2 separate regions of the Homo sapiens genome follow, and region 2 is linked to region 1. A link is a loop called in an ENCODE intact Hi-C map of the cell type or tissue named here. Cell type or tissue: MCF 10A. All regions are shown on one strand.

The links. Hi-C counts contacts between places; a loop is a spot of excess contacts. Peaks named below come from ENCODE experiments on the same cell type or tissue, not always from the same donor. Only the 100,000 strongest peaks of a DNase experiment are listed, where the experiment ranks them.
Region 2: a loop joins it to region 1, with 3 times the contacts of the local background. A loop is called at or near these places in 16 of 110 quality-filtered maps.

The regions. Positions count from the first base shown.
Region 1 is chr10:17,072,776-17,077,775 of GRCh38, forward strand. All of the region lies in intron 17 of CUBN (cubilin), which reads right to left. Among named protein-coding and RNA genes, the nearest start is that of CUBN, 55 kb to the right of the region's middle. In MCF 10A, no CTCF peak of the experiment used is centred here; a DNase peak (open chromatin) is centred at 2,946.
Region 2 is chr10:17,027,787-17,032,786 of GRCh38, forward strand. All of the region lies in intron 27 of CUBN (cubilin), which reads right to left. Among named protein-coding and RNA genes, the nearest start is that of CUBN, 100 kb to the right of the region's middle. In MCF 10A, no CTCF peak of the experiment used is centred here; a DNase peak (open chromatin) is centred at 1,925.

The DNA of each region.
Region 1 (5,000 bases):
ACAAAGACACAGATACTAAGATTTTTTTAAATGTGAAATCTATGTACAACTCTATGAATGTTTTTAATGGGTTATTTTCAGAAAAAGTATAACATTAAAATTATCTGAAGGAGAAGAAAAATAAGATTTGAACAGACATAAGTCATAAATAAAATTGAAAACATTATCAAATAATTATTCCCATCCCACCCTCAACCCCCAAAAAGAAAAATCTCCCATAAGATGCTCTACTTAGTACATTCTTTAAAACTTTTAAGGAAGAGATAATTCCCATGTATAATTTATTCTAAGCCATCCTCAAACATAGAATAATTTCCAAATAATTTTTGTTAGAACGCTGTTACCAAATCCCAACATAGATTATAGAAATAAAAACTATAGACTGATGTCACCTATTAATATAGATACACAAATCCTAAACACAGTTCTAGAAAAATAAATTCACAGTCCATTGCCAGCTTATATACCAGATCAAATATGGGAATAATAATAGTGCAAGAAAGGTTAGAAATTATAAACTATAAATTAACTTCCTCAGTACATCAGATAAGATAAGCCATATGATAACTCCATAAATTCAAAAAACATTGTTAGCATTCCTGTTTTATTAGAAAAAAAAGGAATTTCCTTCATATAATAGACTACTGATTTTAAATCAATAACCAGCTCTTTTTTTTTTTTTTTTTTTGAGATGGAGTTTCGCTCTTGTCACCCAGGCTGGAGTGCAATGGCGTGATCTCAGTTCACCGCAACCTCTGCCTCCTGGGTTCAAGTGATTCTCCTGCCTCAGCCTCCCAAGTAGCTGGGATTACAGGCATGTGCCACCACGCCCAGCTAGTTTTGTATTTTTAGTAGAGACGGGGTTTCTTTATGTTGGTCAGGCTGGTCTCAAACTCCCAATCTCAGGTGATCCACCCACCTCGGACTCCCAAAGTGCTGGGATTACACGCGTGAGCCACTGCGCCCGGCCAAATAGCCAGCTCTTATAGTATAGTGGCCATGAATACAGTCTATGGACTTGGGTTCAAAACCTACCTCTGTCACTTACAAACCACCTCACTTAATAGCCTTGAGCAAGTTACTCTATCTAAGCTCATGGGATTGTTGAAGCAAACAGATGAAACAATAGTGTGAATTCCTTAGCCAAATGTTTGGTAATGGAAAATGTTGACTAAGGATAGCTGTTGTTATTCTGGACATTTTTGGAGGTGAAACACTGGAGGCTTGCTACTATGAGCAGGAATTATTCGATGGATATATATACCGCCGCTGTTCAGTACAATTATTCTGAAGGATACAGACATCCAAATATTAATTCATTCACTTCATTAACATTATCAAGGCATGAATAAATGCCAGGAACTGTGCAGGTGACAATACCATGAAACAGTCACTGCTCACAAGGAACTTACAATAGGCAGGAACATTTTTGAAAAGTATGATGACTGCGGTTTTTGGGGAAGCGCAGGATACTTCATTGTTACCTAACCAATGGTTCTCAGCAGGGACCACAATCTAGCATTTGGGAAATGTGTGAGAGTACCTTTTTGGTTTTGTGTTAATTATTATCACAGCAATCATGGGGCATTACTGGCATTTAGTAAGTAGCAAGGGACCAAAGACACGAGGCAGCCTGAAATGTGAGCGTCACACACAACAAGAATTCTCCTGAACCTGTGTGACATTCACATAAGTGAAAGTTCTGTTATTGGGTATAAAATCTCGCTCTATTTTACATATTAAGCGCAAAGTAGTTTTGTGCAATTTTAATGCATACTGAATTTTCCAGGATTACAAGTAGAGTGTAAATTGAAGATTCTTTCTCCTGGAAATCTGTCAAGAGTTAGTCACTATTTCTGAAAAATTAGTCACCAACCCACATAACTGTGTCAGCCTGCATTTGTACTGTCATATTCATAGCAATTTGGGGTCCAGACAATCAACTGCTTTATTTTGTCTTCAAGTACAGCTTGCCTAGGTTTTCAGATACTGAAATAAATGTGATTTTATTCTGTTACTCTATTTTTTCTTAATGTTATTCTTACAACTTTACATATTTTTAAATATAATGTGTCTAGTGGGGTTAAATCAGTGTATTTCATTTCTGAATAATCAAGGAGTGATATTAAAAAGTCTTAAATTGTAGAGAACCACTGGGTTAACCAAAGACTCTGAACTCACCCAGGGGATTATGGAAAACTCAGTGGAAATAACATTTAAGCGGAGACTTGAAAGCTGAGTAGGAGTTATCTAGGCCAAGGCAAACAGGTAGTAAAGAGAAGATTTTTCTTTGTTTTCTTTTTTTTTTTTTTTTTTTTTTTTTTTTGAGATGAAGTCTCACTCTGTCACCTAGGCTGGAGTGCAGTGGCACGATCTCGGATCACTGCAACCTCCGCCTCCCAGATTCAAGCAATTCTCCTGCCTCAGCCTCCCAAATAGCTGAGACTGCAAGGGCACGCCACCACGCCCAGCTAATTTTTGTATTTTTAGTAGAGATGGGGTTTCACTATGTTGGCCAGGCTGGTCTTGAACTCTTGACCTGAGGTGATCTGCCTGCCTTGGCCTCCTAAAGTGCTGGGATTACAGATGTGAACCACCGTGCCTAGCCAGTAAAGGAAAGATTTTAAAAGGATGATATTCAAAGTTGGTAGGGATGTGGCGACAGTTACTCTCATCCATAACTGGTGGAAGTATAAAGTTCTGGAAAATAAACTGACAATATGTATTAAGGGTATTTCACTTCTAACACTGTATCACAAGGATATTCAAGATGCAGGAAAAGACATATACAGATCCACATCAAAGTCTGCTCTATAATAACAATAATTGAAACCATTCTAAAGGCCTAATAATAGTGAGGTGATTAAATAAATAATGATTCAGCCATATGATAGAGTCTGACACAGACATGAAAAATCACATGCCTCTCCACTGACTCAGGCTCATACTAGTTCCTTTCTCTGAGCTCTTACAACATCTGTAACACAAATTTCACATATTGTAGTAAAGCTATGCTAAATTTATCTCTAACCAAACAGTAAGTCTCTGAGGGAAGGGAAAAATTTCTGTTTGCCCTTCAGCATCTAATAAAAAAAACTTTGCAAATAGGTATTTGACAAATTCTTGTTGATTCATTAATTTTAAGGTACAGTATGATGGTTCAGTTTTTGTTAGAGATACAGACATACTGCAGTTCTTGAAAACTAGAAAGCATGAAACACAAAGTTATCTTCCTGCTCTCTAATCCTCCAGGGTTCTATTTGCTTCTTCGAAGATTGTAGTCTCTCTTTTCTATTTCGCCCATTAGAAGATGACAAGAAGGAAAAAAAACAGCCAAATAGCATCACTGCAAGCTAAAGTGGGCCATTCCCCTGGGCCCCAACTAATGAAATTCAAGGATTTTAACAAGGAGAAAGGCAGCTGTAGTCCAAATGTTTTAAGAGGAACTCATAGGGCTCAAGGGCCCTGAACCTAGAAGGTGCAATTGATTTTGGCTCTGTTTCTCTCTCTCTCTGTGGAAATGAAACCTTATTAATTCTGAAAGCCTGTATTCTCCCTGGATTCTAGACATGGCAATACTTTAACTACAACTCCTTTGAAAGAGACACTAGAATAAAATTCATCAAATGTTCTAAAGTGACCCTAGCTACCTCTGAAGCATGTATTGCGTTCAATAATCTAGGACTTGATAAATTTGCACCCCCACCAAAAAAAAAAAAAAAAAAACCTCTTTCCTTTATGCTCATGAACTGGGATGGATGGCATTATTTTACATAGTTATTCACTTCCCTTCCTGTAAAAGGATTGACTATCTATGCTTTTTGCCATGTGACTTGCAATACTGCCATACGGAGAATTAATACATAATCTTCCCATTGACTATGGGCTTAGCCATAGGACTTGCTTTGCCCAACAGAGTGTGAGCAAAAGTGATACACCAATTTCCACATAGAAGCTTTGGAAGTCACTGCATAATTCAACCATCTTTTACTTTTCCCCCAGCAAGCTCTAGAGCCTGGGTCTCAGGACGGTGAAGGCACAGGAAACTGACATAGGAAACAGAACTGCAATGGATCCAAAACTAACCTGCTATTGTGAGCAAAGAATAAACACGTTATTGAAAGCCACAGACGCTTTTGGTTTGTTATTGTTTTTGATTTTTCTGGTTGTTGCTACTAATTGTTTGTTATTGCAGCATAACCTAGAGAAAGATGACCAATATCTGAGTCTGGTTTGTGCAGAAAAACTGAATTTTTCTAAGTCAGGTGAAGCCATGCCGTGATCACTTGCAGAGGAGTCACAGTGAATTCATTCTTTTTAGTGAATCGCATTTGCAAGGAAACAACAAGAACCAATTCAAAATTCTAGTGTTTCACGGACCAGGTTCAGATTTCTTGTGGATTGCCTTATTCGTCCAGGAAACACTGAAGGTTTCAGGTCCCAGGATGTTCAGCATATGGTGTATTCCAAATGGCTTCCAATTTTTACATTCATCAGATTAAACTAGTTCCAGAAGAGAAACTACTCATAAAAAAAAACGAGTTTTTGTAAAGGAATGATTTTCTATAGAGAGAACTAAAATTTACTTTGCTGAGAAACACCATTTACATGAAATTTTAAATGTGGGCTTTTGAGCCTAGTGAGTCGTGAGCTTTAACATCTGGAATGAGTCAAGTCCCAAAGCCATGTCTTAATACGCACGCTCATTTGTCTTCCTCTGCTATGAATCCAGATTTGGTTTTATACTATAATTTCTAAAATAATAAGCATTAAATTTTAATTCAAAGCAATTCAAATATGCTGGCACTTACGCTTAGTCCATCTGAGAGCTGAAAAGAGAACCACACCGTATGGTAGTGTTTAACATGTGGCTTTCTGTGAAGTGAGCTTCAGGCTGACATACATCTTAGCTAAGTAAAGACTGGACCTTAGGGAGGAGCCTTGGGCTAATCTGGGTGAGCAGGAGAGGAATGAGGCCCTGCCCCCAGTGAGAGAATAAG
Region 2 (5,000 bases), 45 kb before region 1:
GTAAGGTAATCTGCTCCAGCATTAATTTAAAATCATATTTTGCCTATAATGCTTCCTTTTATCATAACTAGATTTTTATTATTAATTAGGCTAATTATTTACAAAAAATTATTTCTTTATTCCCATGATGTGACTATCACACATTGCACGCCTGTATCAAAACACACCATGTACCCCATAATATATACACCTATTAATTACCCACAAAAATTAAAAATTTTAAAAATAATAATGTCTTCAGATGTTCAGGGACTGACGGTTTCATGTAAACATATGTTTCGATAGTCACTGATGGAGCAAGGGCTCCTAAATCCCTCCCTAGTGGTAAGTGAAATGCTTTGAAAGCTAAGCATACTCTCCTGTGTATACATGAAAATTTAATTCCATAAACCTCAGCCTTCCCTCTGCCAATTATCCTGCTACAGTAAAACACTAAACATTTATTATTATTATTATTATTATTATTATTATTATTATGCCTCTTAAAATTCTCACCACCTGCTGCAGATGGTCTCAGGAACAGAGAAGAACCTGGTTCATAGAACAACGTGAAATCATAGACCTTTGAGCTGGAAGAAGCCAGAGGACTGCCATCCGGGCTCTCCCTGAAGACAGTGAGATCAGGAAAAGAAAGTCTATTAAATAAAGAGCCTGCCGGGTGCGATGGTTCACGCCTGTAATCCCAGCACTTTGGGAGGCCGAAGTGGGTGGATCACGTGAGGCCAGGAGCCCGAGACCACACTGGCCATCAAGGCGAAACCCTGTCTCTACTAAAAATACAAAAATTCGCCAGGCGTGGTGGTGGGCGCATGTAATCCCAGCTACTCAGGAGGCTGAGGGAGGAGAATGACTTGAATCTGGGAGGCGGAGGTTGCAGTGAACTGAGAATGCAACACTGCACTCAAGCCTGGGCAACAGAGTGAGACTCTGTCTCAAAAAAAAAAAGAAAGAAAGAAAGAAAAAATAATAAATAAATAAATAAAGAGCCAATGTAGGAACTGCAGGGTAAAGACGTGTTTAAACAAAATTCTGTAATGTTGCAATTGGAAATCTTTCCCATTTTAAAAAGTAGAAAGTCAATATAGTTAACTGAAACCCACAACTGTGATTACCAGTGTTTAAAATTTAGCATTTTGCTCAATGCATGCTTATTCATACCATGAGCCTGTCTGATAGTGGAAGAGACCTTTCGGTTGCCCTGCCTTTCGCCAGTCTGAGGAGCAGAGCAACCTGAGGTCAACCAGGAAAGGCAGTGTGCATAGGACAATTCAAGTTCTGAGCATCTAATGGAATTTTTACTGCTTCAGGGTAGTTCAGAAATTATTTTAGGTTTGATTATTATTCATCCTAATTCTGTCCTTCATGTTTGAAGAGAGGAAACACGCAGAGTTTCTTTTGAATCTGAGAGCAGAGGCTCTTTTGAAGGTTGGAACGTTGGTTCATTAACTGCTGCAAATTAATGCAATCATACGAAAATCCTTCATTGTGAAAGATGGTCAGAAAAGATCAGCATTTCTTTTTAAGGAAAGGGATTCTGATCACACTGAAATAACATTTCTTCTTTCAATTTTTTATAACTAAAAAATCACATTTTACTCAGGCAATCTTAAAACCAAAATTTCTTCTAAAATGCCTCATGCTAAACTCAACGACACTACAAAGCATCTGGCTTCGCTAACTAATGGATATACTTCATTCTAAACTTTTTTTGAATCCAGGTATCATGCTTAGTACGGTGCTAGACTCATATCTGGTATCAAGTTATAAATTGAAATGTTTGGTAAACTCTTCCCAGCTTTTATGCATGTTTTTGAATAGCAGCTGAACTTAGAATTGTAATAGCTTATCTCTAAGCTCTAAGCAAAATGCAAAAGTCCCAGAAGCAAACTTCCTCTGACAGACAGTTCCAGGAAGCATGACTCATCTGCCCAGGAAGCGTTGGCGGTGGAGCCATAATCAAAGTCGGCTCAGATCCACCGCTGCTCAGACAAAATCTCATCTGCTTCTCTGCATCTCGCCAACTGGAAAACAGGATTTTATCTACAATCCCAGTGGCTTTTGTAGGAAAACTGGGAGGCAGGAGAAGCAGCACTGCTTTCAACACAGTGGGGCCAATTGATGTTAATTACAACTGGGAAGGCTGCTCTGGAAACCACAGATTTATTTACCACAAAATGCTATAGAGCAAGAGCCCCAGTCCCCAGACCAGTACTGGTGGCATCAAACTCTCATAGGAGCATGAACCCTATTGTGAACTGCACACGCGAGGGATCTAGGTTGCGTGCTCCTTATGAGAATCGAATGCCTGATAATCTGTCATTGTTTCCCATCACCCCCCAGTGGTACTGTCTAATGCAGGAAACCAAGCTCAGGGCTCCCACTGATTCTACATGATGGTGACTTGTATAATTATTTCACTATATATTACAATGTAAGACTAATGGAAATAAAATGCACAATAAATACAATGCACTTGAATCATCCTGAAACCACCCTCCCACCCCACCCCCGGTCCGTGGAAAAACTGTCTTCCACAAAAACAGTCCCTGGTGCCAAAAAGATTGGGGTCTCCTGCTTCAGAGCACAAAAAAATAATCCATGAGACTATGTTTATGTTAAAATAACCATAGATAATATGTATTAGCACTTATTCCATGCTGGTCATTATTCTAATTTAAAAATCCTAGCAGCTCTGTAATGCAGGTAGTATTGTTATCTTCATTTTAGAGTTCTGGAAACTGAGGTAGGTAGAGGTTTAGTAATTTAATATTTTGAAAGGCATCAACTACTGAAGAAGAATTTTTCCTATTTCCTTCTGTGGCAGTTCTTTTCTTAAGAATAAGCATTGTTGGTCGGGCGTGGTGGCTCATGCCTGTAATCCCTGCACTTTGGGAAGCCGAGGTGTGTGGATCACCTGAGGTCGGCAGTTCGAGACCAGCCTGACCAACATGGTGAAACCCCATTTCTACTAAAAATACAAAAATTAGCCAGGTGTGGTGGTGGGTGCCTGTGGCCCCAGCTACTCGGGAGGCTGAGGCAGGAGAATCATTGGAACCCGGGAGGCACAGGTTGCAGTGAGCCAAGATTACGCCACTGCACTCCAGCCCGGGCGACAGAGTAAGACTCTGTCTCAAAAATAAAATAAAATAAAATAAGAGTTGTTAAACTCCAGGATACAGAAAGTCTTTATTCTCTGTAATAATAGAGAGTAACCAAAACAATTTTTAAAATGATAGGGACAATACGAACACTCCTGTTAGTCACTGAAATTAAAATTTTTTTCATTATTTTTCTTAACGGAGCTTTGAGTAAAATAAGTGGACAAAAATTGTTGGTTTTATCATTTGTCATTTATCCTTAGTGAGAAGTGTCAAAATGCATTAACCATGCAGGCTGCAGGCAGAAAACAAGAGGAAAATTAAATGTCTTGAGAAATGAATCATTAATTATATCTCAACCTAAAGAATTGAAGGCTCTCTATTTGTGAATTTCTCTATACCTTACTGAGATGTTTCTCTTACATCAGCATCAGTGCAAATAATAACAGTGAACATTTATAGATTTGTTCTCTATTTGCCAGACCTTGTTTTGGCTCTTTACATATATGGATTCATTGACTCTTATTACTCCGTTTTACAGAAAGGGAAAGTGAGGCACATAGACACTAAGGAACTTGCCCAAGGTCACCTAGCTACTAAGTAGTGGAGTTTGGGTTTAAACTTCATTCTGAAGTTACCTGCTTCACTCTGAAGCAGGTACAGAGACTACCAATTCAGCACATTCTATCATATGTCTGGGTGCCTAGAAGACATTCTCTTGCGAACGAGTGCTAGAGGACTTACTACATCTTTGTCATTAGCATCCCATGGTAGTCACCAGATAGAAGAGTGCTGGCTGAGGCAGTTCTAATTCCAGTGACTCCCCTCTAGAACAATAGAAAGCACAGTGCCTGGAGCTGTTTTCAATAGGGAGCTAAAGACTGGCGTTTACCTTTAAACCAAGCAATTTGGAAATTGAAGAATCATCCTTGGCACCTGTTTGGAATCTGTTATGCCATCATGTGACCAGCAGTGACGTGCACTGCAAACACAAACACTGATTTACGCTTCACTTATTAGAGCGGATGCAAGGTCTTTCCAAGGACAGAAGAAATTTGCCTTTAAACAGATTCGGAGAGCACAGAGAGAAAGCAAAGCCCTTATGGAGAAGTCCATGGATCGAGTTAGGGAACTCGGAAGAGAAAGAAAACAAAATGTGAACTCTGCCTGGAGAGGAAGATAGACCTCGCCAGGGAGGAGCCACTGCTCCTAACTGGCAGGGCACAAGGAATGGAGATGGCATTTGCAAGAGATGGAGGTCAGCTGGTGTAAGGGTGAGAAACCATTTCCTGAAGTGTCCCAGGAAGAAGCTGAATGACCAGGCAGGAGCTGGGCTCTCTCCAGAAGGGGCGTGGAGGGGAGTAATAAGCATTTCCTGAGGACTCAATATTTTCCAGGTGTGTGGATTATTATCTTCATTTTACACACGAGAGAACCAAAGCAGCCAGACGTTAAATTCCTTGCCCAAGATCACAGCTGGTAAAGAGCTTTGGAGCCAGGTGGACTCCAGAGCCCACACTGTATTCGTGCAGCACTGAGTGTGAACGTAGTTTCATCACTTCATGTAGTGATGACACTTCCTGCACTGAGTATGGTTCCCCATCTCAATCCCTGTTCTCCTGTGAGCATACTTATACTCAGTTACTGGACTACTATGAGGACAGACAATTATATCTATCAAAGTATTGGTAGTAGTGTCTAGCACATGATGGGCATTCCATTAATGACAAATATTACTGTAATTCTCAAAATAACATCTGAGATGCGAATAACTCTCTAATGCCTCATGAACTTCAAAGTTTGCTTGTTTGTATGAGGGGAAAATGAAATAAACTTGGAAAATATCTCTAGAATAATGTTTTCCTCAGAATGTTCTATGGAATACAAATGTCCAATAGATGT